3 separate regions of the Homo sapiens genome follow, and regions 1 and 2 are each linked to region 3. Evidence: read pairs that join two places in POLR2A ChIA-PET (ENCODE). Cell type or tissue: OCI-LY7. All regions are shown on one strand. Links, peaks and the distances in the headings refer to the core of each region. The heading gives the core; the rest is flanking DNA. Region 1 has its middle 35 kb from the start of SLC35F5. Region 2 overlaps ACTR3 (actin related protein 3). Region 3 overlaps ACTR3 (actin related protein 3).

Region 1 (11,252 bases), core at 1,576-9,575, 110 kb after region 3:
CTTTCCACCTGTATATTTGCAAACATATGATAGGGTTTTTTAAAATACCAATTTTATGCTGAATAAGGCTTTCCCATTCAATATCCTACTGTTAGTTTTTATTAGTATACTATATATTACAACAAAAAGATACTAAATACCTAGTTAAAATAATTAATCATGCACAGAGCATTATTTCATTTGACAATGTTCTGTTCATTTATCTGCTGTAATTCCTACAATACGACTCAGGCAGGTGAATTTGTAGGTTTATTGATGTTCCACAGTGAGCAAGTCTATGCAAACCTAACCCCAAAGGCCAAGGAAGCTGAGAGTCTGAAGAATGAGGCTGACAAATCCACTCCCTCAGAAAAAAACACTTAACAGGGAGTTATGAACAGAAGCTATGTCCTAGGCAGCCACAGAAGAGATGGCGGATTCCCAGGCCATTTCCACCCAGACTCAGGGTATATACCATAGGGAAGGAATGTGTAGGACAGTTAAAGCTGACCCCTCAGGGAAAGGCAACAAGGCAATGTGAATCTACCTAAACGCAGGATGTATGGTAAAGGTCGTTTTGAACAAAGGGCAGGATTTATAGTAACAGTAGATAAAGGAGAAATCTTAGAGGCATTCCTGGAACAGGGGTCAATCAGAAGTCAACATAGCAGATTAGCGTCCAAGATGGAGTTGCTTTAATCTTCACAATTGGACAATCATACAGGCTGTCCTAAGATTTTTATAGGCGTGTTTCCCTTTGTCCTCTTCTAGAAGTCAATTTATGGCTTGACGATATATTTAAGGTCAACTTGCAGAAGTATGAATGGCTTTATGTTTTTTCTCCTTTCATGTTAAGTGCAAGTTAAGTAGTCTGCCAAGTAGATCATAAAACAGTCTTGAAAATATTGGCCAGGCACAGTGGCTCACACCTGTAATCCCAGCACTTTGGGAGGCCGAGGTGGGAGGATCATGAGTTCAGGAGTTCGAGACCAGCCTGACCAACATGGAGAAACCCCGTCTCTACTAAAAATACAAAATTAGCCAGGCATGGTGGTGCATGCCTGTAATCCCAGCTACTTGGGAGGCTGCGACAGGAGAATTGCTTGAACCCGGAAGGTGGAGGTTGTGGTGAGCCGAGATCGCGCCATTGCACTCGTAAAGACGTGTAGTTTTTTTTAATAACTCGTTTTGTGCACTGATACTCATTCATAACACATAGCCAATGTCTTTTCCTTAACACCATCACTGTTAATGTCTGCTGCTTGGGGCTGAGATAAAGTTCCTGGCTTACCTTTAAACACATCACATTGGCACTGAAATTTTGAATTTAGCTGGAATCCCACAAGAATCTCCCTCCTGCTCATCTGCATGGTCACAGTCAGATGGCCAGTCTGCCATTCTTATTTGTGGCAGCAGAGTCTCTCCAGTTTGGGCTTCCAGCTGCAAGTGCTGCAGACATCTCCCTAAAGATGACAACCAGAAACAAAATGCAGACCTCTGGCTCAAGTAAAGCCATTCCCACCAAGATTTCTTATTTGGTGGCCACACCCATGTCAGAAGAGCATTTCAGGTCTGTGGCATCCACACCCGAAACATTAATTGCTGTGCCCTGTGCAGCTGTACATTCACAATCTCTAACTAGCCAGTGGTAATGGAGCCTCAAATGGACCCTGGAAAAGGCAGCTGAGAAGGCAGTGGCTGCTTTTCTGCATCATTGCATGATCCAGGAAATACCTTCCGTGGCTCTAGAGTTGAACCTTATTGAGGCTGAGCTGGCTGTACTTTCCAGTGCTGATGACTGAGTTGTGTTTGGGAAGAGGAGCGTGATGGTTGTTAATTCAAGCCTGGCAGGAGCTCTCAGAGATATTGGTGGGAGGGTGACAGAAACAGCTGGACTGCTTGTCTTATTTGGCGTAAGGACCAGTGTGTGTTAATCTGGGCTGCAGGCTGTGTTCCCTGAAAATCAGACATTGGGAATCTGAGATTTGCATGTAGGGAGTCTATAGGGGCTGATGCATGGTGGGTATTTTGGGCATCAGTATATGAGGGGGAGTGAAGGACACAGGAATAAGCAGAGGGAAATGATGAATTGCTGTGTAGTGACAATAAAGGACTCAACTGATCCCTGGAGGCACTGTGGACCTATAAAGTTGTCCCCAGCAGAGGCAAGCATGCTGGGCTTTCATTCCTCTCATCCTCCCACCTCCCATGTTTAGATAAGGGCTGCCTCCAGGGCAGTGACCTTGAGTGAGGCAGCTTTGGTGATTCAGCTGAGAGCTGTCAGCCTTCAATACTCCCAGCAGCTAGGAAAATGAGTGATGTATTTCTGAAAAGATGGTACCAGGTGAGGGGAGAGATGAATCTTACATCCCACAACAGCATCCACTGTAATCTTACATCTCACAACAGCATCCACTATATTCTACGGCACAGACATGTCAGATAGGAGGCATTTCTTATAAGTTTACAAAATTGGCGAGGAAACCTCTCTGCAGCTCTGCATACTGACTGCATGTAAAATCGAACATCATTGAGGGTTGCACAGTAATTGTGTTGCCCAGTAAGCTTGTGGCCACCTCAGAAGCAGACATACTACTCTTATTCTCATGACCTCACCGTAATTGCAATGTAGCTTTTCTCTCTGTACATGTCTTCCTCTCCTCGACCTCCATTTCAACTGTTTTCCCCTCCCTCCCTCTTTCTTTCTTTCTTTCTCTTTCTTTCTTTCTTTCTCTCTTTCTCTTTCTTTCTTTCCTTCCTTCCTTCCTTCTTTCTTTCTCTCTCTCTCTTTCTTTCCTTCCTTCCTTCTTTCTTTCTTTCTCTCTCTTTCTTTCTTTCTCTTTCTTTTCTTTTCTTTCTTTCTTTCTTTCTTTCTTTCTTTCTTTCTTTTTCTTTCTTTCTTTCCTTCCTTCCTTCCTTCCTTCCTTCCTTCCTTCTTTCCCTTCCTTCCTTCCTTTCTTCCTTCCTTCCTTCCTTCCTTCCTTCCTTCCTTCCTTCCTTCCTTCCTTCCTTCCTTTCTTTCTTCCATGGACTTTCATTCTGTCACCAGGCTGGAGTGTAACAGCCCGATCTCAGCTCACCGCAACCTCTGCACCCCGGGTTCAAGCGATTCTCCTGCCTCAGCCTCCCGAGTTGCTGGGATTACAAGTGCGCACCACCACACCCAGCTAATTTTTTGTATTTTTAGTAGAGATGGGGTTTCACCATGTTGGCCAGGCTGGTCTTGGACTCCTGACCTCAGGTGATCCACCAGCCTCGGCCTCCCAAAGTGCTGGGATTACAGGTGTGAGCCACGATGCCCAGCCCAATTATTCTTTCTTTTGCATTTGTATCTTCTGAAGAGAAAATGTATCTGAATCTCTGAGTTGACCTCTGATACAGAATGTTCCAGTTGGGTTGATCTTCTGGGCAAGGCCAGCTCAACCTATAACTAGTTGTCTTTGGTCTGGAAATGGTTTCAGCTCTGGTCACATGACACAAAACAAGTGAAGATAAATAGAAACAGGCACAGAGTCCTACACAAAATTAAGGTGTTGAATTAATAAATGCATTTTTATGATATTTGTGAATATTATTAATAAATAGTAGCTCCCGGTTGTGGGAAAGATGATGTAGAAGCACTGGATATATCCTGTGATATTACTATGCACAACAACTATTTAAAAAATTTTTTTAAAGAATCTAATCAATATGTACTTACATACAAAAAATTAGCTGGTCGTGATGGCACACGCCTGTAGTCCCAGCTAATAGGGAGGCTGAGGCAGGAGAACTGCTTGAACCCAGGAGGCAGAAGTTGCAGTGAGCCGAGATTGTGCCACTGCACTCCAGCCTGGGTGACAGAGCGAGATTCCGTCTCAGAAAAAAAAAAAAAAAAAATGTACTTATGACTTTTTTGAATGGTAGCAAAAGTAGCAGAATTTTTTTTTTTTTTTTTTGAGACAGGAGTTTTGCTGTCACCCAGGCTGGAGTGCAATAGCATGTTCTTGGCTCACGGCAACCTCCGCCACCTGAGTTCAAGCGATTCTCCTGCCTCAGCCTCCCAAGTAGCTGGGATTACAGGCGTGCATCACCATGCCCAGCTAATTTTTGTGTTTTTAGTAGAGACGGGGTTTCACCATGTTGGCCAGGCTGGTCTTGAACTCCAGACCTCAGGTGATCCACTCCAGACCTCAGTGCTGGGATTACAGGTGTGAGCCACCGTGCCCGGCCTTTTTATTTCTTTTAATCTTAAAAGTGATAGCATTTAATTGTCTAAAGGAAAATGGTGGAGAATACCAGAGGGACTGGAAAGGAAGAAGTTTTTTTGGGAGGGGTAAAATAGCTGTAGATTTCTTTTAGTAGAAAAATGTTTATATATATTGAATACTAATTCTAATAATAACTTATAGAGAGCTACAAGGTTTTCAAAATTGTTTCAGAGAACATTATACAAGTTGATGGTCCTAACAGTGCTGTGTGATAGGTGAAACAGAGATTGTAGCCTTTATTATATAGATGATAAAACTGAGGCATAGACTGGGCACAGTGGCTCACACCTGTAATCCCAGCACTTTGGGAGGCCGAGGCCAGTGGATCGCCTGAGGTCAGGAGTACAAGACCAGCCTGACCAATATGGTGAAACCCCATCTCTACTAAAAATACAAAAATTAGCAGAGCATGGTGGCATGCGCCTGTAGTCCCAGCTATTCGGGAGGCTGAGGCAGGAGAATCGCTTGAAGCCAGTAGGCGGAGGTTGCAGTGAGCCGAGATTGTGCCACTGCACTCCAGCCTGGGTGACAGACGAAGACTCCGTCTCAAAAACACAAGACAAAACAACAAAAAAACTGAGGCATAGAAAGAGTAAATGTCTTCCTCCAGGTCACATGGCTAATTCATCTAATACATTCTCTAGTTTTCCTACTTTAGCATCCTGTGGAAGGATCGTGGGAAGGAGATGCTTCCAGATAGGGCTTTCATAGTGTTGAGATGGGAACGGGAGTTGCTACACTTAAACATGGCACCAATGTCACTTCATTTGTCTTCTCCCCAAGCAGTTTTTCCTCTAAATCACCATATGTTTGTTAAACGGGGCTGGAACCTCCCCACCTACTGTTTAGGATTTCCTTTCACTACAGTGTAACATAAAGTGTTGGCATCAAATCCAGAGACTGTGTGGATTTGAAATCCTCCATAAGGTACAACAATACCAATGTGGTAGTTATGGGCATTTGGTCACATAGTTAGTAATGTAAGTGTTAGTGGCCTGGCCTGTCTATTTTTATGCATAAAGAGAGATCAGCAAGAATCAGATTATCTAGAGTGGCACATTGTTCAACAATAGACACAGTGAACATGAAAATAAGTGGTTACCCAGAGTTTAGGGAAACTGAAAGTGCTGCATGCCTTTTACGCATTCAGATGTCATGCAATTCTTGTTTTCATTTAGTTATTCATTTGAGTTGTGCCTGGATTAGAGATACCGTAAGTGGCAAGTCTACCAGAGTGGAAAAAAATTCAGTCATGGTATCATGCCTTAAGGAAAAATGTGGTTATTAAAGCATGTTAATTTTTAACTGAAAAATAGCTGACTCTTTTCCTGGAAGGATGTGAGCAATGCAACTATTTAAAAGTAAACTTTTTAAGCCACATAACCAGCACCCAGTTGAGGCTTGTGTTGTATTAGGTACTGAAAGCATTTTATGGAACTCTAAAATTACTAACAATATATCAAATACAAAGCATCTGTAAATTCAAACCATATATATAATTGCATACTAGTAATTTAAGGAAATGAAACTTTCTCCCTCAAATTCTTACTACCATAGTAGTAATTTATTCAGGCTCTCTAAATGTTCAATAACAGTAAAGATATATACCAAATTCATGGCATCAGAGGTGTTTCTGGTGGCCTTGTCTTTCACATTACATAGCTTTTGGGGGAAAAACTCTTTATTTTTTTTGAAATTTCTTTGTTGTTGTTGTTGTTTTTGTTTTAGACGGAGTTTTGCTTTGTCACCAGGTGGGAGTGCAGTGGCATGATCTCGGCTCACTGCAACCTCCACCTCCTGGGTTCAAGCAATTCTCCTGTCTCAGCCTCCTGAGTAGCTGTGACTCCAGGCATGTGCCACCATGCCCAGCTAATTTTTTTTTTTTTTTTTTTTACTTTAGTAGAGACGGGGTTTCACCATGTTGGCCAGGATGGTATCTACCTCCTGACCTTGTGATCCGCCCACCTTGGCTTCCCAAAGCGCTGGGATTACAGGTGTGAGCCACCGTGTCCAGCTCTGAAATCTCTTTTAATGAAAAATTTCAAGCATACATAAAAGTAGAATAATATAATGAACTCCGCATATACCTATCATCCAGCTCCAACTATGTTAAATTCTTGGCTAATCCTTTTTCATCTATACTCCATCCCCTTACTACCCCAAATATTTTAAAGGAAATCTCAGACCACATATTTTTCTTCTATAAATACTTTAGTTAGTATACACCTCTAAAAGATAAAAGAATCTTTTAAAAATATAAGCATGGTGGTAGATTATAGATGGTCTTACATGTTTTTTACTTCTCCTCTTGAGAGGGGAAGTCTAATTCCCCTCATCTTCAATCTCAGCTGGTCATAGAGACTTGCTTGATCAGTAGAATGTGGCAGAAGTATTATTTAAGCACTTCTGAAGTTAAGTCTTAAGAAGCTTTGAAGCTGCCATCTGGACCTCTTGGGATACATCCTTTGAGAACTCTAAGCTTCCATATAAGAAATCTGAAAACCCTGAAACGCTGATGAGATCACAGGTCAGTGCTCTAGTATAAAGTCTCAGTTGAGGTTAGCCTTCCAGTCTTCCTTTCCAAGGCACCAGACATGTAAGTCAAATCATCTTAGACCTTTTAGATCTGCCCATCTGCCAAGTGAGTACCATGATGAAGCAGAAAAACCATCCAGCTGAACCCTATTCAAAATTCCTGGCTCGCAAAGTTGTAAGATGTAATAAAATGGTCGTTGCTTTAAGCCACTGTTACGCTGCAACAGATAAAATGGAACAACCACAGAACCATTAGCACTCCTAAAATAATTAGCAATAATTCCCTAAAATATCAAATATCCATTGTTCAAATCACAACTAATCTTTTGGAATAATTTTATTATTATTACTATTTTGTAGAGACAACTGTCTCACTATATTGCCCAGGCTGGTCTTAAACTCCTGGGCTCAAGAGATCTTAATGCCTCAGCTCACTAGAGAGCTGGGATTACAGGTGTGAGCCATCATGCTTAGCTACGAATAATTGTTTTTGTTTCAAAATTATCTTGAATATTTTGTTTTAAGTGGGATCTAAACAAGGTCCATACATGGTGATTGATTTTTATATATATATTTTTTTGAGATGGAGTCACACTTTGTTGCCCAGGCTGCAGTGCAGTGGTGTAATCTTGGTTCACTGCAATCTCTATCTCCCAGTTTCAAGCAATTCTTCTGCCTCAGCCTCCCAAATAGCTGAGACTACAGGTGTGCACCACCGTGCTCTGCTATGTTTTGTATTTTTAGTAGAGACAGGGTTTTGCCATGTTGGCCAGGCTGGTCTCAAATTCCTGACCTCAAGTGATCCGCTTTCCTTGGCCTCCCAAAAGTGCTGGGATTACAGGCATGAGCCACCACGCCCCGCTGATTTTTATATTTCCTAAGTCTCTTTTAATAGTTTCCTCTTCCTTTTTTTGTTTCAAATTATTTAAGAAACTATATAATTTGTCCTCAGAATTTTCCGTAATCTGGATTTTAGTATTGTTTTGTTGTTGTTGTTTGAAGCAGAGTCTTGCTCTGTCACCCAGGCTGGAGTGGAGTGGCATGATCTTGGCTCACTACAACCTCCACCTCCCAAGTTCAAGCAATTCTCCTGCCTCAGCCTCCCATGTAGCTGGGACTACAGGCATGCACCACCACGCCCGGCTAATTTTTTGTATTTTCAGTAGAGACAGGGTTTTCCTATACTGTCCTCAAGTGATCCGCCTTCCTCAGGCTCCCAAAATGCTGGGATTACAGACGGGTGTGAGGCACTGCACCCATCCTGGATTTTAGCATTGTTAACACCTTCTCCTATCGCCTGTGTCTCCTGTAAGTTGGTAGTTGGATCTAGAGCCTTGGTCCATTTCACGTTTGATCTTTGGCAAGGCTATTTCACAGTGGTGGTGTTTACTTCCATCAGGAGACACATCATATCAGATTGTCTCTTGTTCTATGATGTTTGCAGCCATTGACAATCATTGCCTTGATCCATCAATTAATTTGGGTTGCAAAATGAAGATTGTATTAATTAGCTATATCTGCATAAGAAAAGAATCAAAGAATCTCAGCAGCATACAATAATAAATATTTATTTCACTTATTTACCATCACCTTCACCTCATCTTGTGGGCCGAAGCAAGTCGTATGGCCAAATCCAAAGTCAAGAGGTAGCAAAGTAATCTTGCCTCGAGTGGAAGGTGAGGAGTCAGCTTCCAGTCCAAAATCTTATGCATGATCTTCCAGACCTGATGATGGGGAATTAGAAAGCTTTACCTGGCAAGACTCATGGGGGGAAGCTGCCCTCTTCACACCACACTTGGTGCACAGCCAGTGCATTGCAGTCTCTGGAGGAAATTACAGTCAAGGACCCATGGCCCTCTCTGCAGACCAGCCATGTCCTTACACATTCTGCATTCCTAACTTAGGTGTCTCCATTCAAAGGTTTCTTTATTGGGGGGGCCTCAGCTAAGGCACTTCCGTTGTGCATCTTCCAAGATCCCCTTATGGGGAGTCTTGACTGAGGCCTTTTTCTGTACTTTGACTCAGTACTTTTGCACTCTGAGCCCTTCCCTCTCTCCCTCCTTCCAGTCCCTTACTCCATTTTTTTCAGGGTTCCTCAGCAGTGAAATGATTCCTACTGTCTATGCTGTACCCACCTGACCCTAGTCTGGTGATGTTCACTGGGAAAACTGGGACACTGGGGAGGTGGTCCCTTTCTCTTCTGTCTCTTGCCTGCATTGTCACAGTAAGTGAATAAGGCTTAATTGTTACTTTAAGTTAGTCTTGTCCTAACTGACCACCTTGACACCTAGCAGCTCTGCAGGAGGGAGTTACATGGGAAAGCTACATAGAAACAAAGTTACATGCTAGGTGTGGTGGCTCAGGCCTGTAATCCCAGTACTTTGGGAGGCTGAGGTGGGTGGATCACTTGAGCTCAGGAGTTTGAGACCAGCCTGGCCAACATGGCGAAACCCCATCTCTACTAAAAATACAAAAATTAGCTGGTCATGATGGTGCACACGTGTAGTCCCAGGTACTCGGGAGGCTGAGGCCTGAGAATCACTTGAACCCAGCACACAGAGATTGCAGTGAGCTGAGATCGTTGAGATTACGCCACCGCACTCCAGCCTGGGTGATAGAGTGAGAGTCTGTCGAAAAAGAAGGAAAGAAAGAGAGAGAGAGAGAAGGAAGGAAGGAAGAGAAAGAAAGAAAGAAAAAGGAAAGAAAGAGGCATGGACACTGAAATTGGAGAATTATGTCAATATCATAATATTTCAGAGTCAGTGATAGTCCACTATTATTCTTCCTTTATTAAATAGCAACAATATTTCTAGAAAGAAAAAACTAACAAGTTTTTCAAAATGGTTACCTAATGTTTAGCACTTTAGAAAAGTGACAAATGGTCGGGCATGGTGGCTCACGCCTGTAAACCTAGCACTTTGGGAGGCTGAGGTAGGCAGATTACTTGAGGTCAGAAGATTGAGACTGGCCTAGTCAACATGGTGAAACCCTGACTGTACTAAAAAAAATTCAAAACTTAGCTGGGCATGGTGGCACCTGCATGTAGTCCCAGCTACTTGGGAGGCTGAGGTAGGAGAATCGCTTGAACCTGGGAGGTGGAGGTTGCAGTGAGCCAAGATTGCATCACTGCACTCCAGCCTGGATGACAGAGCCAGACTCCATCTCAAAAACAAACAAACAAACAAAACCCAGAAAGGTGACAAATGAGTTTTTAAAGTATCTTTAAAATTAATTTATGGACAAATGCAAATCAAAACCACAATGAGATACCATCTCATACTAGTTAGAATGGCAATCATTAAAAAGTCAGGAAAGAACAGGTGCTGGAGAGGATGTGGAGAAATAGGAACACTTTTACATTGTTGGTGGGACTGTAAACTAGTTCAACCATTGTGGAAGTCAGTGTGGCAATTCCTCAGGGATCTAGAACTAGAAATACCATTTGACCCAGCCATCCCATTACTGGGTATATACCCAAAGGACTATAAATCATGCTGCTATAAAGACACATGCACACGTATGTTTATTGTGGCACTATTCACAATAGCAAAGACTTGGAACCAAGCCAAATGTCCACCAATGATAGACTGGATTAAGAAAATGTGGCACATATACACCATGGAATACTATGCAGCCATAAAAAAGGATGAGTTCATGTCCTTCGCAGGGACATGGATGAAGCTGGAAACCATCATTCTCAGCAAACTATCGCAAGTACAGAAAACCAAACACCGCATGTTCTCACTCATAGGTGGGAACTGAACAATGAGAACACATGGACACAGGAAGGGGAACATCACACACCGGGGCCTGTTGTGGGGTAGGGGGAGGGGGGGAGGGATAGCATTAGGAGATATACCTAATGTAAATGATGAGTTAATGGGTGCAGCACACCAGCGTGGCACATGTATACATATGTAACAAACCTGCAAGTTGTGCACAAGTACCCTAGAACTTAAAGTATAATTTAAAAAATTAATTTATGGATTTTAAACAAACAAAACCCAGAAAGGTGACAAATGAGTTTTTAAAGTATTTTAAAAAATTAATTTATGGATTTTAAATATATTTGATATATTTTAATCTATGGCAATTACCACTCTGATTATTGGTAAAACTGCTCTGTCTTTTGCCAAGAGGAGCCTCATGAAGAGGTTTCGGAATCTTTTTGACATGACCACAGTCTACTTTGATAGTTTCCTTGCTTCTGGTATGACAGGATATTGCAGACCTGAAATCAGGCATTCAGCACTTAATGTTACAATGTAGAGGTAGATCCAGTGATGGAAGGGTCAACTTACTTTTTACTATATCTGAAAAGAGGTTACTTTTGAAAGATTAAGTAATTTGGTTACCAGGATGAATTATGTATAAAAATATGCTGTAAAAATTCAACATACTTAATCTGGCAGTATAGTTATTTCTACTGTATTTCAGAAGGAAAGCCAGGCCATATTTGTGGGGGCTGACTTCACAGAAAGATCTCTG
Region 2 (9,551 bases), core at 1,552-9,551, 59 kb before region 3:
TAGCCTTCTGTGTAAATCCCGTTTACAGAAATATACTTTCAAACCTGCACCTTTAAGATTTTGCTCTTTTTATGGAGGATGACAACGAGGCTTTTCTGTCTTATCTTACCCTAGGCATACATTAACTGCTTAAAAAGGCATAGCCTATTGAGTTTTTATTACTCAAATAATGTATGTTCAATCATCTCAGCTCAAATATGTCATTATTAAACAATCGCACCCATTATAGAGAACATAATGACACCATTTGGAGTGGAAAGCTTTTCTCAACCCTGCGGTACCCCTTGAGTAAAGGGCTTTTGTGTCATAGAACACTTTCCACTTCATCTCATCATGAAACGTTAATACACTGCAAGGAGTTGTTTGTAAATTAGTCTGGTGGGTGTAAATCAGAGAACAGATAGCACAAAAAGTTGTTGTTCAGAAGCGTGAAAGACATGAAACTAGAACTTCTCTCTGTTTTTAATAATTCTAGGGTAAACTTACTTGGATTTAGTGAACATGAGACAAAACTTCCCATCTGATAAAGCAGTTCAGCTCTGCACCAAAATATAATCAAGTTCATCAATGTTTAGATTAATTAAAACTAGATTAATACATGAAAACCATTCCTAAAGAGAAGTCCTTACCAAGTATTCAACCATGTCCTGTTGATCAGCCACATGTATTAGAACTGGCCCTTATCTCAGAGATGACACTAAGGTACACATTCAAAGGCAGCAGTGATGACAAGTGTCAGGAAGGCCTCTCCATGTAAGATTGCTTTGTTTTTACTCAATGTGTGGAGCCCCCTCTTGAGGTCAGCAGCGACATCACATATGCATTACTACAGCTGCTGCTTAGAGCCAGGTGTGTAAGACATCTTAGAGCAGGAGTCCTACTTGGCACAATGAGATGTGAAGGGAAAGCTCCCTCACTCTAAAATAACTCAAGGCTACCTAAAAGACTTTTGTGCTGCCAGAACACATATTAATTCCATTTTTCAAAATATTTACAAGCCTTCATATGTATCTAACCTCAAGCAGCTTTTATCTCATTCTGAAGTGCTATCCCCAAAACTCACAACCTGGGATGCGGATCTTCTTTATAAGTGTTAGCTTTAAGCTATAAATTTTGAGTCCATTTTGCAGGTTTTATAAGGATACTCTAAAAGAATTTGGCAGCACATGGAAGAAAGCTGTTTGCTTTCTTGATAAGTGTAGCTTCAGCTCGTTTGCTTACTACTTAAGCTAAAATGGCCCGCATCCACTTTCTTAAGGAACTTTACTTCCTTCTATAGTTGCTCATTTGTAAGTTTATAATAAGCCCAAGGAGGCCAGCTACTTTGGAAAGGGTAATGATCTAGCCAAGGATGTAAGGGACCCCGAGCACATAACGCCTGGACCTCAGAACACCATACATTTTGAGTTCGTTCTTAAGGTAATTTTATAACTTTGAGCATTTTTAAGTTATTGAAATTTTCTGTGGAAAATAGCCAACTTAAATTATTAGGATACAGAGGAAAGCATACTTTGAGTAAATATATTTTGGGATATAAAATCAAAATCACAATCTTCTTCCATGGTAAAGCTCACCTTAGGAAAATTATCTTGGGAGCGGGATGCCAATGGTCAGTTCTATGCTAAAATAATACAGAGCAACTGGTTAAACCAATCCATGCCATCACTTAGGATTCAGATTGAAACATGAAAAACGTACCACTTATGTAGTTCTAGATCACATGTTGCAAATATGGAAACAGTTTCTGAACTTTCTCTTCCAGGGAAGAAACCTTCATTTATAGTACATATATTTTCAATGGACAAATGTAGGGCCAGTTTATGAGTGCCTCAAATCTGCACGATGAATTAAAGCCAGTTATCATGTATGTGTAATGTAATATTAAGGGATGAACATGTCTTACGTTTCAGTAATTATGCAATTAACTTCGCATCTTTTCAACTGGAGAAACTGTACAAAGTCTAACCTTAAAAAAATGTAGAGAACACTAGCAAGTACTGTAAAAAGAGAATTTCAAGGGCAAAAAAAAATAAATCTTAGAATGTTACTCAATCCTTTACCTCTCCTGGATTTCATTAATGCAAGAATGTAAACAATCTTATTTCTGATTTTGAAATTTTAACGTTACTTTGCTGTAGCTTGAATATACTTTTAAAGTTCCAGAATGCAAAAATCACGTATTTCATTCACCACTACCCCCAGCATCTTGAAGAGTGCTTAGCATATAGAATGTTCCAAATCAATACTGCTGATAAATAAATCCCACTGCAAATTACTGTCATACCCTAAAGAACATCTTTGGTTTTACTCAAGTCATGGGTATATTACTGAAAATGGCATGCTTTAAATAAGAAAATGAAATGCATTATTTCCATAGTCCAGATTCAATTTGATTTTAATAGCAAGCCTTATTTAAATATATTCACTTACAGATAAGGGCAGAAAAGAGAGACATCTAGTGGGTGGACGGAAGGAGTAAGCTCAGAAGCCACATCTGCCACTCCTTCCATCTCTTGGCTAAATGTCTCAAAAAGTCGTTTGTCAACTTTGTGAAACAGGTCAAAGGCATGTTGCTACTTCAATTTCAAAAAGAATACTAGAATACTAATGACGGAATGAAAAATCTTCCACTTGGGGTTTAAGAAGTCATTTCTCCTTGAGGGGAAAATACGTAACACCATTTCATTCATTGTTCTAGTGCCCTGAGGAATACTGCCCACAGAGTTGCAACCTCCCACTTTATAGAGGTGAAGATAGATAAATAGACAAAGACAGTACTGCCCAGACCAAATAATGCTATTTCTTTTGAGATATACCAGTGGCAGGGGACTCCACAGACATTCAACTCAGATGTTATCTAAAGGTGAGATCACTAGCAGATCTCTGAGCTTGAGGTCATTAAAACATATATAGACATATAACGGCTGCTCCATTTTTTCAATGGACCATCTTAAAAGGAAGATAACTTTATTCAACAAATGTTTAAGCATCTGCCACATGCCAAGCATTGTATTTTATAACATCATTACAAACTTCCCTTTTATTTGTAGCCTAAAAATGTTTTACCAGTCTTCAAAAGCCAAGTGAGGTACTTTCTAATTCATAAAAGATCCACTTAGGTCACTGGCAAGTTGAACTTTCAGCATTAGTGAAATCAGAAACGAGGTACACAAACTTAGCACCAATGTGGAGATACATAGCCAAAATGTGAACGACCTCAAGTATGCCCCGTGGAGAAGCTAAATTAGGCAGTCTGAAATCCCCATAGTTTTTCTGTATATGGAATGTCGTTTTTAAGAGCTCATTGCCTATTCATAAAGTCCAATCCAATCTCAAAAAGACTGCTGAGTTTTAGGCTCCTTCCTTAGTTCAGCACATTAGCCTGGTAACTATCTGGTAACTATAGTATCAGACATGACTTGGTCATCTGATACCTCCCTCTAGTAGTCTAGCACAGGAATCTTGCTATCAGCTTTCCCAATAGAATGAGTCAGAGAAGCTAAGAAATGTTGCCAAATTAATTTTGAAAAAAATTTAATAAACCATATGCTATTCAGTAAAATATCAAAAAAATTATAACCAGTAAGTTCTATTCTGCAACTACCTGTGTGGTCTTTGCAAAGTCACTTTTCCACAATGTTATTTATGTCAATCATGTGTGTGATTTCACCCTGAACTGCATCAACTTTTTTAGCCAATGTTTGTGTTTGAGGGTGTGTTTGAAGGTGTCAGATATCCTTCAGTCTTCTCTCCCACTCTTCTCCTCACTTCTCCTAATCACAATATTCTAATCCCCTCCCCAATTGCTGTAACTCAAGTTGCTTCTGCCATATCTAAAATATCATCCCCACCTACTCTCCATCTACTAAAACATTCATCTTTCAAGGTTTGGGCTAAGAAAAATCAGTCTACTGCAGTAGAAACTACCCCACTAGTGCTTTAGTCATCTCATGAATGTATACATTATTCCAACTAATCATTTTAGCATTTAAAACAAGTCTCAGATTTTCTTGTTGCTCAGGAATTTATTTGGGAAAGATCCCATGTACCCACAATAAGAAAAAGATGTGTGGTTCCAATTCCGATATCGACTTTCTAATATAATTCCAAATAAGATTAACAATTTACTGCAACCTTGAATCTTATTAATTAAAAATGGAGGAAGTTTAGAATTAAGTCATCTCTAAATCAAGTGGTTTAACATGGGATCTGGACAATATCAAAATTGATCAATAAAAGCCAGAGGGAGAAATGAGGCCTGTTTCTACTGTTAATGTTGAATGTTACATTTCAGGACATGTCAATTACCTTGTACAACAATCTGATTTAGAGCCTGTGATCATTTACACTACAGAGATTTTGAAATGACTGAAGGCTTAGATAATTATTTAAGACCTGCTTCAGAAAAGTCATGATCACTTAGTAATCCCCCACTACCTTACGCAGAATGTCACTTCTAAGGTAGAAACTAGTGGAACAGAAAAAAAGTCGTAATTCGGTCATATTTGACAAATATGGGTATTTTGAAGGAACAAAAGTTGTATACTCATGTAATTCAAAGTTTTATTTTAACATGAAAAATAATTTTTACTCATTCATTCATCAAACACATCCACTAAACTACTATATGCCAAGCAATATGTCAGGCACTGGAAATATGAAATGAATAAAGCAGATGCTACTGTCGAATTACTTTCATCTGTTGTTGGATGTAACACTTAGGTAAAAATTTTAGGAGCAAAGTACTAATTTTTAAACAATAGATCCACTTTTATAAGCCCCACTTTCACCTTACATAGCTGGACTTCTCCCTCTAAACAACTAACACTACCATTTTTATGAAGAGAAATTCCGCACTTACTATCTCTCAAATCTTATCTAGGCAAAATATTTGTCCCTCCTCTAAGAGTGCCTTTACTATTAGACTAAGCCAAGGACAGAATATTTATTCATCTTTATGCACAGTACTTGAACCACAGTAGACAGTCAATCAATGCTTCTGGGATTGAAGGCTCAAAACTTGATGCAATATATAGGTAATATAAGTGAATGTTGGTGCTTGAATAAAAGAGAAACTTTATTTTAATTCAGCATCTTAGTTTTAATGTAATTATAAAAGTCACCAAAAATTGACAGAACACTAGAAAACAAGTAATTGCTAAATCAAAATAGAATATCGTATACTTTTAATCTTTCATTTTTTTTCTTTCAGGTTTTTCAGTTGCCTTCTTTCCTAGATCACGTATTTCTATCGTTGTTCCTTTTTTATTGTTCCTGTGACCACTGGAGCACTAGTAATAAATCCTTAACTCAAATAGGTTATATTTAATTTCAGCACCCAAGCTCCAAATGCATCAGCTAAACTGGGTTATAGCATGGAGAATACCTCAGACGACCACAGATTTTATTTTTGTTAAGATTCTATCAAGACTGAGGCAAATTATAATAAAAGTTCTCATATCATAGAAAACAAATTACGTGGAAAAGGATAAACATTTATACAGTACTGAAGCGTTATCAACAATGAGTAGCAGAAATTCTTTTTCACTGAAGTCCAAAAGCCATCCCAGCCCTCCAGCAGATCTAAAGATTCTTGCTAAAGGTCAATTCAGGATATAGACCTAATACAAGAACAAGGTATTTACTGTCAAGATTTGCTATGAAAGTTCCACGTAACTTGTAACAACTCTGTCCTTGGCCAACTATATATACAAGGTGCTGTTACAATGAAATATATTTTAAGGCACAGTATTCCAAACTGAGTAGAACATTTTGCTCCCAGAGTCTGCACAGATTTTGGATTATTTATACCAGCTAATAGAATTAGTACCAATTAACCCGAGTTGGAAATCTGGGTGGTAACAGACTTCAGAGGGCTATCCAAGGTACTCATGCCTGGTGACTATGAACTACGAAAGATCAGAAAGAATGGGTCACAGGAATCAAGGTTGAGCTGGTAAGAAAAGGGGGAAAAGACTGGACTTCAGTATTGACAGATTAGCCCAGAATGAAGAGGAACAAAAACATCCTTTACTATGGTACAAATAAGCTTTATAACACAAATAATCTTCTCAATAATTTTATAAACATTCTAGTATCATCTTTAGGGTTATCTGAAAGAAGTTTCTATAGATATATTCTCTAGTACTTTTCTGTAGAAATTAAAAATAAAGATCATAATTGGCCTATTATCCCTGTATTTCATATTATTTCTAAAAATATTCCTAGAAATATCTGCAAGAATAGTTATTTTAATCTTTTAAGTAGCTGTGAAAACAAACCAAAAAATTGTATTGGGGGGTCTGAATAACCACTTTATCTCCTATAGAAAAGAAGATAGGTAAGAAGAGGATGAGTACTTATAGTAGGTGCCATGAATTAATGTCTAAGGGTGAAGATGTGAAATTTGCTCACTTTTTGAAAAGCAGGCATCAAGTTAGATAATGATCATTGATTTTATTTGTCCATTACTATTTCCCACTTGATCAAAGCACTGCCTATTAAAAAGGATAAATCAGATAATACCTTTACTACCACTAATGAATCAATAGAAAAGGCTAGGTTTTGCAGTCAGAATCTACTACACTGCTAATATTGCTATTAATAAGCTACATTATATTCTAACAACTCAAAGAAATTGCAGGATAATCCAGTATAATGCCTTTACCTTATATATAAATTGAATCAAGGTCCAGAGAGTTCAAATAATTTGTCCAAAATAATACAAATATATTTTCCAAGTTTTAACAAAAAACAAAGTTCGAGGAGCTATATCATCAATTATCAGAATCAGAATTAAAAATTAAATCACTGGCTTCAGTTAGTGCTTTTGCTACCATGCTCACGTTGCTTGATATCTAATCAATGTTACAGACTATTTAGTTCACCTTGGCCAACCTCTACATATTTCCAGCTGAAGTTGCTTTAAGTTGAAAAAACGGTATACAATCACAGAGGAGAGATATAAAGAAACAAGAATGCTGCTACCATCCTATTAGGGTTCACTCCTCTAAAAGTAGAGCAAAGGGATATCAGAACATACACAAGAAGGGCTGGAGTTTTGTTTCCCCAAATAAGTTAAGCGTAAGCTTCAAGAAAGTTTTTGATCTTCATGTTTTTGTAGCAAACAGTTAAGAACATCTCTGTATAAATATGCCTGAGATTGTCATCAAATAGCTTTATAAACATGTCTTTCTAGCTTATTCACTTAACTACCCAACCATCGCCGGTGGAAAAGACATATTTATGACAATGCTAACAATATTTTATTGGGCCAGGAGCATGACATCTTTACTGCTTATCAATATAGTTCTTTATCAAAAGATCTTTAATAAAAGCAAAGTGCAGAACAGTATATACAGTAAGTTCCTATTTGTGTAAAATAAGAAAGCTACATTTATTTCTACCTACACAGAAAATTACAATACAAGGACATCTAAGACATTCCAAGTAGTCTGTGTAATGATGGAAAAATGAGACAGGCTAGGGAAAAAAACTTACTTTTGCTAATCTACTCTTTGGTACTGTTTGAATAGTATTTTTATAATGTTTGTGAATTACTTTTCCAAGTAAAAAAAGGAGACCTTTGATACTGATGATGATACTACTGTAGGATATAGTTTGTCTTTTACAATCCCATACTCAAAGAATGAAGATTCACAAAAATTATTATAGGATTTTAAATATTCAGATCCACTCTAAACAAAAACTGAAGTTTACTCCCCAATTCTATCTTTAGAGTAAAAACAAAAAACTAAACACTTTATATTCTTTCACTTTTGAATAGACGTATTCCAATCCTAACGTGTTATTTTCATGAATAATGGAGTTCAAGTGTTCACTGATACTGCTAGTAAAAAGCCTATAAAACATTTCCCATTTTCTCTTTCTATAAATAACTGGTAAAATTTTAAGGTCACAAGAAATTTTCTACCATACACATTACAGAGATTTCAATAACTCCCAAATCTCAACAGAAACAGATATCACATACATAAAAACAAAATAGAATTACATTACTTAAAAAAAAAAAACATTAGAAAAGGTAATTCAGTTTTAATTTATTTTCATCACTTTTTCTTCATAATCCAGATATTTTAAAATGCAAAGAAAATTAACTTTCAATGATATGTTCAGGGACTGGCACTAAAAAAAATTTTCAGACTGCAAATGAGTTATACAAATGAAAATATCAAATGGAGATCCAGTTATCAAAATGAAAGCACTCAACATATTAAAAGTTCACAAGTATTTGTATTGAGCACATTACAAAAGTCAGCTTGCTAACTGTTGTGATTTTAAAGAACTATTGCAGAAGTCTGAAGAAAATAGATTTATTAGTTAACTTATAAAGAGATTAAAGAGGCTGAAACAAGTATTAAAAAGAAATTTGTGCCTTTATTAGAATGTTAGGCTTTAAATATGCCAATTTTGATAAATTATTGTTGTTGTTTTGTTTTTTATAAGAAATGACACTACAGAACTGCAATACTGGTCCAACACTCTTGTCTTTACTCTTCTTTTAAAGCAAGAAACAGAATGCGAGTAATCAGAAAGCACTAGCAGGCATCAGTTAATCCAAGATACTAGCTCTTAGTTCCAAAAGCACTTGCAAAGAAAACCTTTTGGGGGGAAGGGGTGGAGAGGGATGGAAGCACTCCATAATAACTGGAATCCCACGAGTGTGTATGCCAAGTCTCATGAGGCTATTTTTTGAATTTATCCTTTACTTGGTCATGGTTTTTTCCCTCAAATACAATTTTTCTTTGACTTTTTTTCCTCAAAGTATAAAAAGTATGAAATATAAACAAGCTCTTGCACTGCACACTTAGAAGTGTACAATTCAAGCATTATAGAGCTATCTACACACTGATAAATCCCATCGAATCTTGGATAATTCATTAATATACAAAATATCAGGGCACAGAAAGAACTAAAACCCACTTCTTTTTGTTACACATAAGATTCAAATATTCAATCTAAAGAAAAACACAATCACTTTCGCTCTCTTCTACATCTGCATGGTGATACACTTATTAAAATATTCCTGTATAATCATGTTTGGTGTTACTATTTCAAGTCAGGTTTAAAACCTCAAAACCAGCCATCCAGACAAAACAGGTAATCAGAAAGATTATCTCTTCCCCACCTCCCTAACCCCAATAACTATGAAGCCAATTTTACGACATGACTCCAAACACTGGATTGTGACGACAAATGCTAGGTCCAATTTCTTCATAATCCTTTTTGGTGTGGCATACTTGGTAGAACTCAGGCTGAAAACAAAAAATATGTATTTTTATAAGGGTCAAAAATCTACCATCTTGAAGGTATATTGAAATAAACTTTAAGAGTGATGCTTTAAAATAGATGTTAAGTCTAAAATGTTTATTATTAGTCCATTCATGGCATGAAAGCTTAGAAATTCTAGCAGCCATGACTTAAAATCAGCTATAAATCTTTATCGGAACTCCAAAAGAGCAATTAACTCCTGTCCCCAATCCTTGTCTCACACACCTGCTGCGAGGATTCTGAAATTTTGAAAAATGGAA
Region 3 (11,252 bases), core at 1,682-9,681:
CCTGTAGTCCTAGCTACTTGGGAGGCAGGGAGGATGACTTGAGCCATGGAGGAGCTATGACTGCCCCACTGCACTTCAGTTGGGCAACAGAGCAAGACCCCGTCTTTAAAAAATTATTATAAAATTACAATAAAAAATAAACAAAAAAGTAATTCATAAAAGCACCTTCTCCCCTGCTCTAAGTTACATTTAGCAAAAACTCTCTTTTGGACAGCTAGTAAACAACCTGATCTCATTCCCTCCTAATAAGCTTTAAAAATAAGTTTAAATGGCTTCATTTTTTCTTAAATTTGCCATCTGGATAATTGCATTTAGTACAGAATTCAGACTTGGGACAAACTTTCATATCTGAAAGCTATTTACCCAAATCGATCCACAGATTCAAGCATTTCCCATCAAAATCCTAATAACATTTTTGCAGAAATAGAAAAATCCATCCTAACATTCATATGGATCTCAAAGGATCCTGAATAGCCAAAATAATCCTGAAAAAGAACAAAGTTGGAGATCTCACACTTCCTCATTTTAAAAGTTACTACAAAGCTATAGTGACCAAAACAGTATGGTACTGGCATAAGAACTAACAGAATCAGGAGCCCAGAAATAAACTCTCACATATATAATTAAATGATTTTTAACAAGGATGCCATAACTACTAAGATGAAGAAAGGACAGTCTTTTGAACAAATGGTGCTGGAAAACTGGATATCCACATGCAAAAGAATGAAGTTGTACCTTTACCTTACACCATACACAAAAGTTAACTCAAAGTTGATCACAGACCTAAACACAAGAGCTAAAACTATAGAACTCTTAGAAAAAAAACATAAGGTGAAAAGCTTCATGATACTAAATTTGGCTATGATCTCTTGGCTATGACACCAAAAGCACAAGTAACAAAAGAAAAAAAGAGAAAAACTTCATCAAAATTAAAAACTTGTGTATCAAAGGACACTATCAACAGTGGAAAGGCAATCCACAGAATGGGAGAAAATATTTGCAAATCACTATCTGTAAGGGATTAATATCCAGAATAAAGAACAACACAACAATCAAAAAAAGCCCAACTGAAAAATCAGCAATCAACCTGTAATGACATTTCTCCAAAGAAAATATACAAATGGCCAATAAACACAAGAAAAGATGTTCAACCTTACTAATAATAAAGAAAATGCAAATCAAAACCAGAATGAAATACCCCATTACACCCATTAGGATGGCTATTATCAAGAAAATAACAAATGTTGGGGAAGATGTAAAGAAACTGAAACCCTTGTGCAATGCTGGTGAGAGTTTAAAATGGTGCAATGCTGTGGAAAACTATAAAATAGTTCCTCCAAAAATTAAATACAGTAATTACACGACCCAACAATTCCACTTCTGGGTATATACCCAAAAGAACTGAAAGCAGGAACTTGAACAGGTACTTATACATGCATGTTCATAGCAGCAATATCTGCAATAGCTAAAAGGTGGAAGCAACCCAAGCATCCATCAACATGTGAATGGATAAACAAAATATGATATATACTTCCAATGGAATATTATTCAGCCTCAAAAAGGAAACACATGATACATGCTTACAACATGGATGAACCTTGAATACATTATAAGTAAAATAAACCAATCACAAAAGGACAACTATTGTACAATTCCACTTATAGAAGGTACCTAGAAAAGTCAAATTCATAAAGACAGAAAGTGGAATGGTATTTGCCTGGGACTTCGCATGTGAGGAGAGAACGGGAAGTTACTGCTTAATGCGCAGAGTTTCAGTTTGGGAAGATAAAAAAGTTATGGATCATGGAGGATGGTGATGGTTAGACAATAATGTGAATGTACTTTATGCCACTAAACTGCACACTTAGAAATAGTTAAACAGTAAACTTTATGAGTATTATACCACAAAAAAAAAATTTTTTTTTTTTTTTGAGACGGAGTCTTGTTCTGTCGCCTAGGCTGGAGTCCCGTGGCGCCATCTCGGCTCACTGCAACCTCTGCCTCCTGGGTTCAAGCGATTCTCCTGCCTCAGCCTCCCAAGTAGCTAAGACTACAGGCATCCACCACCATGCCCAGCTAATTTTTGTATTTTTAGTAGAGACAGGGTTTCACCATGTTGGCCAGGCTGGCCTTGAACTCCTGACCTCGTGACCTGCCAGCCTCAGCAGTTACCACCAAGAAAATAATACTGGATACCTACCGCACATGTTAAAGCAGGATAAATCTAAATGTATCAAATATAAAGTTTAAAAGAAAATGTGATATAGTTTATAACCCTGGAGTGCAGGAGACTTTCTAACTATAACTTAAAACCCATACACTATAAAAGGTTATTTCAACTATGTAAAAATTAAAAACTTCTTTACAAAAACACACCCAAAGTAGCCAAAAGAAAAATGAGTAACAGAGAAAAATTATCTACACAAATTATCTAGACAGATATAATCTCTTTAACATATAAAGGGTACCTAGATGTTAATGACAAGGGAGGGAAGGACAGGAAGGGAGGAAACAAAAGAAGGAAAGGCAAAAAGACACTAACCATTCCCAGAACAACAGAAATGGTTATTAAATGAAAAGAGACTCAACTCCATGGGATTTTTAAAATGCAAATTAAAAGTGCACTGAGGTGCTTTCAAACATTACTAGTTGGAGGGAGGGTTGTATAACAACAACAACAAAATAAAAAACATTACTAGTTAGAATGCAAAATGATGCAGCCACTTACGAAAACAATTTAACTATCACTTACCATCTGACCCAGGAATTCTACCTCTAGTTAGAATCTACTAGAAACAAGAAAAATAAAAACAGTTGTCCACACAATTGTGTACATGTATGTTCACAACAGAATAGTTCATAAAGACCCAAAACTGGAAGAAAAACAAATGTTTAACAAGAGAACGAATAAACAAGAGTGTTATATTCATACAAACCAAAATTACTTCACATAGGAAGAACCAGGAAAACATAACCCATTCTCCTGGGAGAAGACACTCAACAGAAGGCAATTCTAACATGACCCAAATGCTGGAATTATAAGATAAAGACTTCCAATCAACAATGAGTATTAACATAGACCTGTAATTGATAATAAAGGAAATATCACCAGATAAATGAAAATAAAGGCCAAGCAGTAGAAATTATTCATTCTGAAATTGGGGGGAAAGAAAACAAGGAAAAAGGAAAGAGCTTCAGGGACTCATCAAGGACAATATCAAAAAGGTGATACACGTGGCCAGGTGCAGTGGCTCACACCTGTAATCCCAGCACTCTGGGAGGCCGAGGTGGGCGGATCACGAGGTCAGGAGATCGAGACCATCCTGGCTAACAAGGAGAAACCCCGTCTCTACTAAAAACACAATAATAAAATTAGCCGGGCGCAGTGCCAGGCACCTGTGGTCCCAGCTACTCAGGAGGCTGAGGCGGGAGAATGGCATGAACCCAGGAGGCAGAACTTGCAGTGAGCTGAGATCAAACCACTGCACTCCAGCCTTGGCAACAGAGTAAGACTCTGTCTCAAAAAAAAAAAAAGTGACACACTTAGGTCCCAGAAGGAGAAGAGAGTGTAGTAAAAATATTTTTAAAAAGAAATAGTGACAGGCCAGACGGGGTGGCTCACGCCTGTAATCCCAGCACTTAGGGAGGCCGAAGTGGGTAGATCACTTGAGGCCAGGAGTTCAAGACCAGCATGGCCCACACGGCGAGACTCCATCTCTACTAAAAATAAATTATGGGAGGCTGAGGCAGGAGAATTGCTTTAACCCAGGAGGCAGAGGTTTCAGTGAGCCGAGATCGCGCTACTGCACTCTAGCCCAGCAACGGAGCGAGACTCCGTCTCAAAAAAAAAAAAAAAAAGACAATTAGCAGAGCATGGTGGTGTAAGCCTGTAATCCCAGCTACTCAGGAAGCTGAGGCACAAGAATTGCTGAACCTGGGAGACAGAGGTTGCAGTGGGCCAAGGCTGCGCCACTGCACTCCAGCCTGGGCAACAGAGCAAGACTCAGTCTCAGAAACAAACAAATAAAAAGGAATAGTAGCTAAAAATTTTCCCAATTTAGTGAAAGACAGAAATTTAGAGATTTAAGAGGCTCAAGAACACCCAAGCAGAATAAATATAAAGAAAACCACACTTAGGCACAAACCACTGAAAATCAAAGATAAGGAAAACAATGTACTCATATATGGGGATCTAAAATAGAACCTGATAAATAAGTAGCACGGCAGTTGCCAGGTATTGGGAAATGGAGGAATTGGAGAGCTGTTGATCAATGTATACAAGTTTCCAGTTATAAGATGAATAAGTACTAGTGATCTAAGCTATAGCATAGTAACCACAGTTAATAACATACAGTATTTTACAGTTGAAATTTGCCTAAAGGCGATCTTAAGTGTCATCACACAAAAAAGGTAACTATGTCAGGTAACAAATACATTAATTAGCTTGATTGTAAGACTCATGACACAAGGTTTACTTATATCAAAACACCATGTTGTGGCCAGAAGCAGTGGCTCATCCCTGTAATCCCAGCACTTTGGGAGGCCCAGGCGGGCGATCACCTGAGGTCAGGAGTTTGAGGCCACCCTGGCCAACACGGCGAAACCCCATCTCTACTAAAAATACAAAAACTAGCCAGGCGTGGTGACGGGCACCTGTAATTTCAGCTACTCAGGAGGCTGAGGCAGGAGAATCACTTGAACCCGGGAGAAAGAGGTTGCAGGGAGCCAAGATCACGTCACTGCACTCCAGCCTGAGTGACAGAGCGAGACTCTGTCTCCAAAAAGAAAAAAAAAAACTAAACCAAAAATGTCTCTTTGTGATCTAGAGAAACAAGTTAAATATATAGAAAAGCTCTTACTATGGCAGTAATGAAAAAAATCTACAATGCTGATTTTGGCTGCGAAAGGGAGATGGTAAGGGACTTAAAAAACAACTTGCTATTGTACTCTAAAATCCTGTAGCTGAGGTTTAGCTGTACTCAATTTGCTTGTATAAAATATATAATACATCATTTTACATAAAAAAAAAAAGAAAAACAACTTGCTTAGAGAAAGGAATATAGAGAAAAGAATTCAAAAGCACTTTTGAAGCTATCAAAGCCTTGGTGACTAGAAGAATAATAGTAGAAATATAAGAAGGCTAGGTGAGAGAGGAGGCTGGACTGGCAGAAATCAACAGCAAAAGAAAGATGAGTTTTATACCAAAAAAAAGGCGAGTCTGTCACAACAGTAACTGCCTCTGAGGAAAGGGGAAGTGGATTTGGGGACAGTCATCAATAATGCTCTTTTGTTCCTTAAAACAAGAAAGATAAAGTAAGTATAATTAAATGTTCACGGGTCATAATTCTAACAAATGCAGGTATCTGTTATATTATTGATTGTACCTACCTAAAAGAAATCCATTAATAGAATCTTTTTCAGTAGTAAAACAACTTATGCCTGCATTGTAAAAGCATTAACATCCTTTGCCTTGGATATTATTTTTAATTTTACAAATTGCAAATGCTTGTACATTAAAACATGTACAATTACACTCTCTTGCTAGGGGCTAATATAGTGGTGACTTTGAAGCCAATGTTCCATTACAATTCTGAAAATTATAGGGCCCTTAAGAATGATGCTAAATCTACTCTGCCTGTGCCTCTACATACGGAACAAGTTTTAACTTTCAATAGTTCAACAAATGAAATGATATAACAAAATAAATATAAGACCCCAGAGCTTAAGGATAGAAGAGACTTTAATGATCTAGCACAACTCTTTCCAAAACCTTAACACTGACAACCACTAAAGTTCAAATAATTCTATCTTAATATGAATGACTTGCTTATACTCTTACCATATCATAAAAATAAAGTACATCTTATATAATTTTATGTAAGATATGATTACCAAATAAATCCCAAATGAAAACAGAGTTTACTAATTGATCCCAATGCCTACTCCCATAATATCTTAATTCTCAGCTTACCCAGTTTTCGTCATACAATACCAAAGCCCAAAAAGGTAATTTGGTGTTAGAAACTTTGTTGTTGCTGAAACAGAGTTTCGCTCTTATTGCCCAGGCTGAAGTGCGACAGCGCGATCTTGGCCCACCACAACCTCTGCCTCCCAGGTTCAAGCGATTCTCCTGACTCAGCCTCCCGAGTAGCTGGATTCAAGCAATTCTCCTGCCTCAGCCTCCCAAGTAGCTGGGATTACAGGCACACGCCACCACGCCCAGCTAATTTTGTGTTTTTAGTAGAGATGGGGTTTCTCCGTGTTGGTCAGGCTGGTCTCAAACTCCCGACCTCAGGTGATCTGCGGCCTCGGCCTCCCAAAGTGCTGGGATTACAGGCATGAGCCACCGTGCCCAGCCAGAAACTTTTAAAACAAGAATGCAGTGGCTGATTCACAGGGAAATTTGTCAAGTAGAGTAAGACAATATTAGCTATAAAGATAAACAGCAATGGTTTAAAAAACTTTTCCAATTCCCTCCAACATTTTTCTCATGACATGCAAGTCAATGTTTAACCTGACACAAAAATACTGATGGACTGTTGAGTGAAGAACCTGGACGCCTACTCTGTGTGTCAACAGAAACATTCTCCTGGTCCCTTCAAGCCTAAACCTTAAAATCTTAACTCCTTTTCACTAGTGGGGAGAACATGAACCTTGAAATAAAGAAGACATGACTGAATGCTTGTTCCACCATTTACTAGCCTGTGATCCTGTGATCATAGACTATCCCTAATGCATCGGGAATAAAACTAAATTCATGAGGTTGTCATAAGGATTAAAGGACCTAACAGTGAATAAAACTCACTAAGTATTTGGTAAACATTTCCTTCCCAAGATGATTTTCCTTTATCCATAGGCCTTCCTTTATCCCTCTACCCATTCCTTTAATTTTGCTTTCAAAGATTCTCAACGTTTTCCCAGTCCCTTTGCTATACGTCCATCACCACTGAAGACAACGACTACAGCAGTCAGCACTTGCCCCATGAAAGAAATCAGTCACAAAAAGCCACAAATTGTATGATTCCATTTACATGAAATGGCCAAAATAGGCAAATCCATAAAGACAGAAAGTAAATTAGTGTTTGCTAAGGGTTGAGGGTAGAGGTAACGGAGAGTGACTGCTACTGGGTGTAGGGTTTTTTGGGGTCATGAAAATGTTCTAAAATTGATTGGATTCCAATAAGTGGCATCCAGGCATTAAAAAAAAATGAAATTGACTGGAAATAGTTGCACAACCTTGTGACTATACTAAAAACTACTCAATTACACACTTTAAAAGAGTAAACTTTACAGTATGTGAATTATAACTCAATAAAGCTGTATAAAGTAAAATACTAGACCCAGACTAATAGTGCATAAATTTACCTTTTATCACTCTTTTGCTTAATGATCTACACAATCCACTACTGTCTATCAAATAAATCGCAAACCATTCTGCCCCATTTAAAATCCTTCTGAAATAAGGCAAGATGAGTAAATAAACTACTTGCTGTCCCACAGCTCCCAACAGAAATATCTGAATTCCAGGCAGGGCAATTTCCTAACTGACCCATCCCCCAAATACTTTGAAACTCCTTCATGACTTCCCTTTATCAGTAAAATATTTGCTGGGCATTATTAAATATCATGCAGGACGCTATCACTTGAATAGAGAATGCACAAAAAAGAAATAATCCCTGCCACTATGGAGCTTTCAATTTAGCTCACATCCTAGATTTGAAGTCCTTCTTCCCATATATCTATCACATCCTATTTATGCTTTTCCAAGGATCTGATCAAGTTCAGCTTCTTCATAAATCATCCTCCAAATACTACAGCCCTTATTAATCTGCCCAAACAATTAAATGCTAGTAAGCCATCCATAATTATTTCACACATATTAGTTTCATCTTTGAAACTAAACTGTAAACCTCAAGTATAAAATCATGCCTTAGTTTTCTTGTATATACCATAGTGTTCAGCACAGAACTGAGACTGAAATAAATACTTGATTACTTTAAGTTCTTCTATTTTTTTACTTTCATATGTGTTTTGTGCAGTCATTAATGAGCACATAATACATAGTGAGTAAAATAATTACAGTAAGTAATGCATCAGTGGAGATTATTCATTTTCAAATTGCAGCTTCAGAAATATGTATGCCTTCCTTTTGAAGATATATGTAATTAGCATCATTTCCTTGAGCTGCCCTGAATTTATCAGCAATTATCAGTCCTTGCAATACTCAAATAAGCAGTAAGCAAATCCATATTTCACTTTAATGTGTTATAGGTTAATCAAATCAGTGAACTGGTCACTAAGACCTCCCTATATGTTTCATATTTGTACTAAAAATTAGTAGCTTTGGGTTTAAGTATGTATAAAATGGACACTCTTAAAAACTGGACTAATAATTTGACCACTCTCCTTGGATGTATCTCAATTAGGGAACAGTAGAGCAGTGAGCTCTGGAATGAGACTACCCCAGGACTAAAATTCTAAATCTACTACTTATCTTTGAAATGGGATTATTTATAACAGTAACTACCTCACAGGGCTTCTGAAAAGGTAATAACATCCAAAACAAAACGTGCAAAGGGCCTTGAAATGGCTGATTGGTACACATCCCATTTAATACATCTTTAATAATTAAAATCCAAAGATATAAATCTCTGAAACCATAAAGAAAAATTTTTTTAAAGAGAGCATTCATTTTATGAAAGTCATCTGTCCTGGCACCTACAGAGCACAACTTTTAAAATATCTCTAAACTTGGTTTAAAACATTATTATTGGGAAACATAAAATTAGTTTCTCATGTGTGCCATACAGTATGCCTCTGCATTACAACGAAACACTGAAGAATTCTGATGTAGGCTTCAACTAAAACTACTTTAACTATAAATAAAATACATTATGTTATTCCAATTACTTAATTTCAACTATTAACTCATAAATGTGAACTCACAAGAAAATTTAAGAGAACTCAACAATACTATCAATTAATAATTAGGAACACTCCCAAAAGACATTTCTCAACTCTGAGCCTCTGTTTCATTTGTAAATGAAGACTGGATTAAATTATCTCTCAAAATCCCTTTTCAGCTCTATAATTCTGTGTGAGTCATTAGGCATTTCCCTTAATTTACTAAAGCAAGTTTCACAAATACACATTAAATGCTATATTTGTACCCTTGAGTAACTGAATTTTAAAAATGCTTATAGCAGAAGCACACTAGATTTAACTAAAATAATCTCTATAACTAGGCAAACACTTGTGTCCTGTCATACACTAATACTAAAAACATGGTTTACATGTTTACAGTAGATTAAGCCAACCCTAAACTACAAGGTCTTCTGCACCCTAATTCTCTCTCTAGGACTTTTATCCTCCTCATTGTAACCTCTCCTTTACACTAAATACTGAAAAGCACAGAAACCCTTCCCAAGAGCATTGCATTTTCACAAATGACACAAAGTCTTAAAGCAAGGACAAAATGTTTAAAAATAAAACGTTTAGGTAATGTCCTTCGGCAGGAGGAAAACATGGCATGTTGAGTATCCGAACAGATGAATATTCTTCTCAGGTATGTATTAGGGTTGGGGAGCAGAAGGAAAGCTGAAAGAATACATCTGGCCGAGACGGGTGGATCACTTGAGTTCAGGAGTTCAATATCAGCCTGGCCAATATGGTGAAACCCGGTCTCTACTAAAAACACAAAAATTAGCCAGGCATCGTGGCGGGTGCCTATAATTCCAGCTACTCGGGAGGCTGAGGCAGAAGAATAGCTTGAACCCTGGAGACGGAGGTTTCAGCAAGCCAAGATCACGCCACTGCACTCTAGCCTGGGTGACAGAGCAACACTCTGCCTCAAAAAAAAAAAAAAAAAAAAAAAAAATAACATCTGGCCACACAAATTCAAGCTATTCCTTTCCTGGTTCCAAGGAGTATGTAAGAATGGCTTGAGTTTAAATCGACAGTTTGGAAAGAATTTTGAAAATTCTGAAACAAAATTATTATTAAAATTCTGCAAAATCGTCCTTTAAAAAAACTAGAATTTTTTTTCTTTTTTTTGCTCTGGTATTAGTCAATTATGTAGGTTACGTTGTTTCCTGATATAAAGGCCCATATAAAGTTATAAAATCAGCACACAAACTAATATTAGTCACTATCCTATTTCAAAGAACTAAATTTAAAACAATCCAATAACATCACCTTATCTCCTATCTAATAATTCATAAATGTCGTGTTTGGTAAGCTACAGCACACATTTTTGTAGTGCTATTATTACTTAATTGCTTTGCTCTTGCTTCTTTATGCTACTGTCTATCACTGATTATGGTTGTGTCATAAAAAAGGCAACAAGCTCCAACAGAATTACAAGGGAGCATTCAAATGCTTTTTTTATTATAGTGGAATTTTGTTTCAGGAAACACATGTTGCTACATTTTAACCATTCCAAACTTCTGCTCCTAGTCCAATCCTTTAGCTGTTTCCACAAGTTGGGGGAGCAGGAGCATGCTGGACAAGGGAAATTTAGCTAGAGCTAAACTCTCCTCCTGATTAAGGATTTTGCCTCTTAGAAAATTGAATGACATAGGTGGAGATAAGATTGTCAGCATAGCGATCAATTACCACGAGCCAATCAGTCACTGTGATGCTCAAGAAGCTAGATCACATATCCACAATTTTTTTAAAGAAGGGAAACTGATATTCAATCTTTCCGTTCTTTTCTCTCTGAATGCTCTCATCTTATTAGCTTCAGTTAACAAATTATGATTCCCAAATATCCACCTTCATTCCCAAAGGTCCTGTATTTTTAATTTCCTCTAGAATGTTTCCAATTATAAATCATCATTCCAAATTCAACAACAAATTCCAATTTTACTCAGTTTCTTAAAACTAACTCCCTTATTGTCCCAATCACTCAGGCTTACAATCTTGAACTATTCATTGATGCCTATTTACAATCCACTGGAATCAACTGCCAAGTCCTAGCTATACCTCCTTCAATCTCTCAAATCAGCAAAAACATTTTGACTGTGCAGAGAACTGTGTGTGGTAGGCAGGCCAAGGCCTGCAGGAGATAAGAAAATAAGCATAACACACTGTATTCCTTTCTTTAAGAACTGAAACTCAAAAAAAAAAGAAAGCCAACCAATTATTATATTTAAAATATATTGTGCCCTTACTGTGTGCCAGGCACTGTGCTGAACCATTTTCACACATTATCAAAAAACAGAACAAAACAAAACAAAACTGGGCATGGTGGC

Evidence for each region. Peaks named below come from ENCODE experiments on the same cell type or tissue, not always from the same donor. Only the 100,000 strongest peaks of a DNase experiment are listed, where the experiment ranks them.
Region 1: POLR2A ChIA-PET joins it to region 3 with 6 read pairs; 2 of 35 experiments call an interaction of 5 or more read pairs at or near these places.
Region 2: POLR2A ChIA-PET joins it to region 3 with 5 read pairs; 7 of 35 experiments call an interaction of 5 or more read pairs at or near these places.

Annotation. Positions count from the first base shown.
Region 1 is chr2:113,786,242-113,797,493 of GRCh38, reverse strand. No RefSeq gene overlaps it. Among named protein-coding and RNA genes, the nearest start is that of SLC35F5, 35 kb to the right of the region's middle. In OCI-LY7, for the core only: no CTCF peak of the experiment used is centred there; a DNase peak (open chromatin) is centred at 5,343; H3K4me3 peaks cover 1,151 bases.
Region 2 is chr2:113,957,084-113,966,634 of GRCh38, reverse strand. ACTR3 (actin related protein 3) reads right to left here. Exons shown (of 12, transcript NM_005721.5): 12 at 4,039-9,275. The coding sequence ends at 9,180. Among named protein-coding and RNA genes, the nearest start is that of LINC01191, 18 kb to the left of the region's middle. In OCI-LY7, for the core only: CTCF peaks have their summits at 2,275 and 2,474 (motif pointing left); no DNase peak of the experiment used is centred there.
Region 3 is chr2:113,896,144-113,907,395 of GRCh38, reverse strand. The region is part of intron 1 of ACTR3 (actin related protein 3); the gene reads right to left. Among named protein-coding and RNA genes, the nearest start is that of ACTR3-AS1, 11 kb to the right of the region's middle. RefSeq lists a silencer at 5,189-5,278. In OCI-LY7, for the core only: no CTCF peak of the experiment used is centred there; DNase peaks (open chromatin) are centred at 3,895 and 5,235; H3K4me3 peaks cover 3,753 bases; H3K27ac peaks cover 3,046 bases.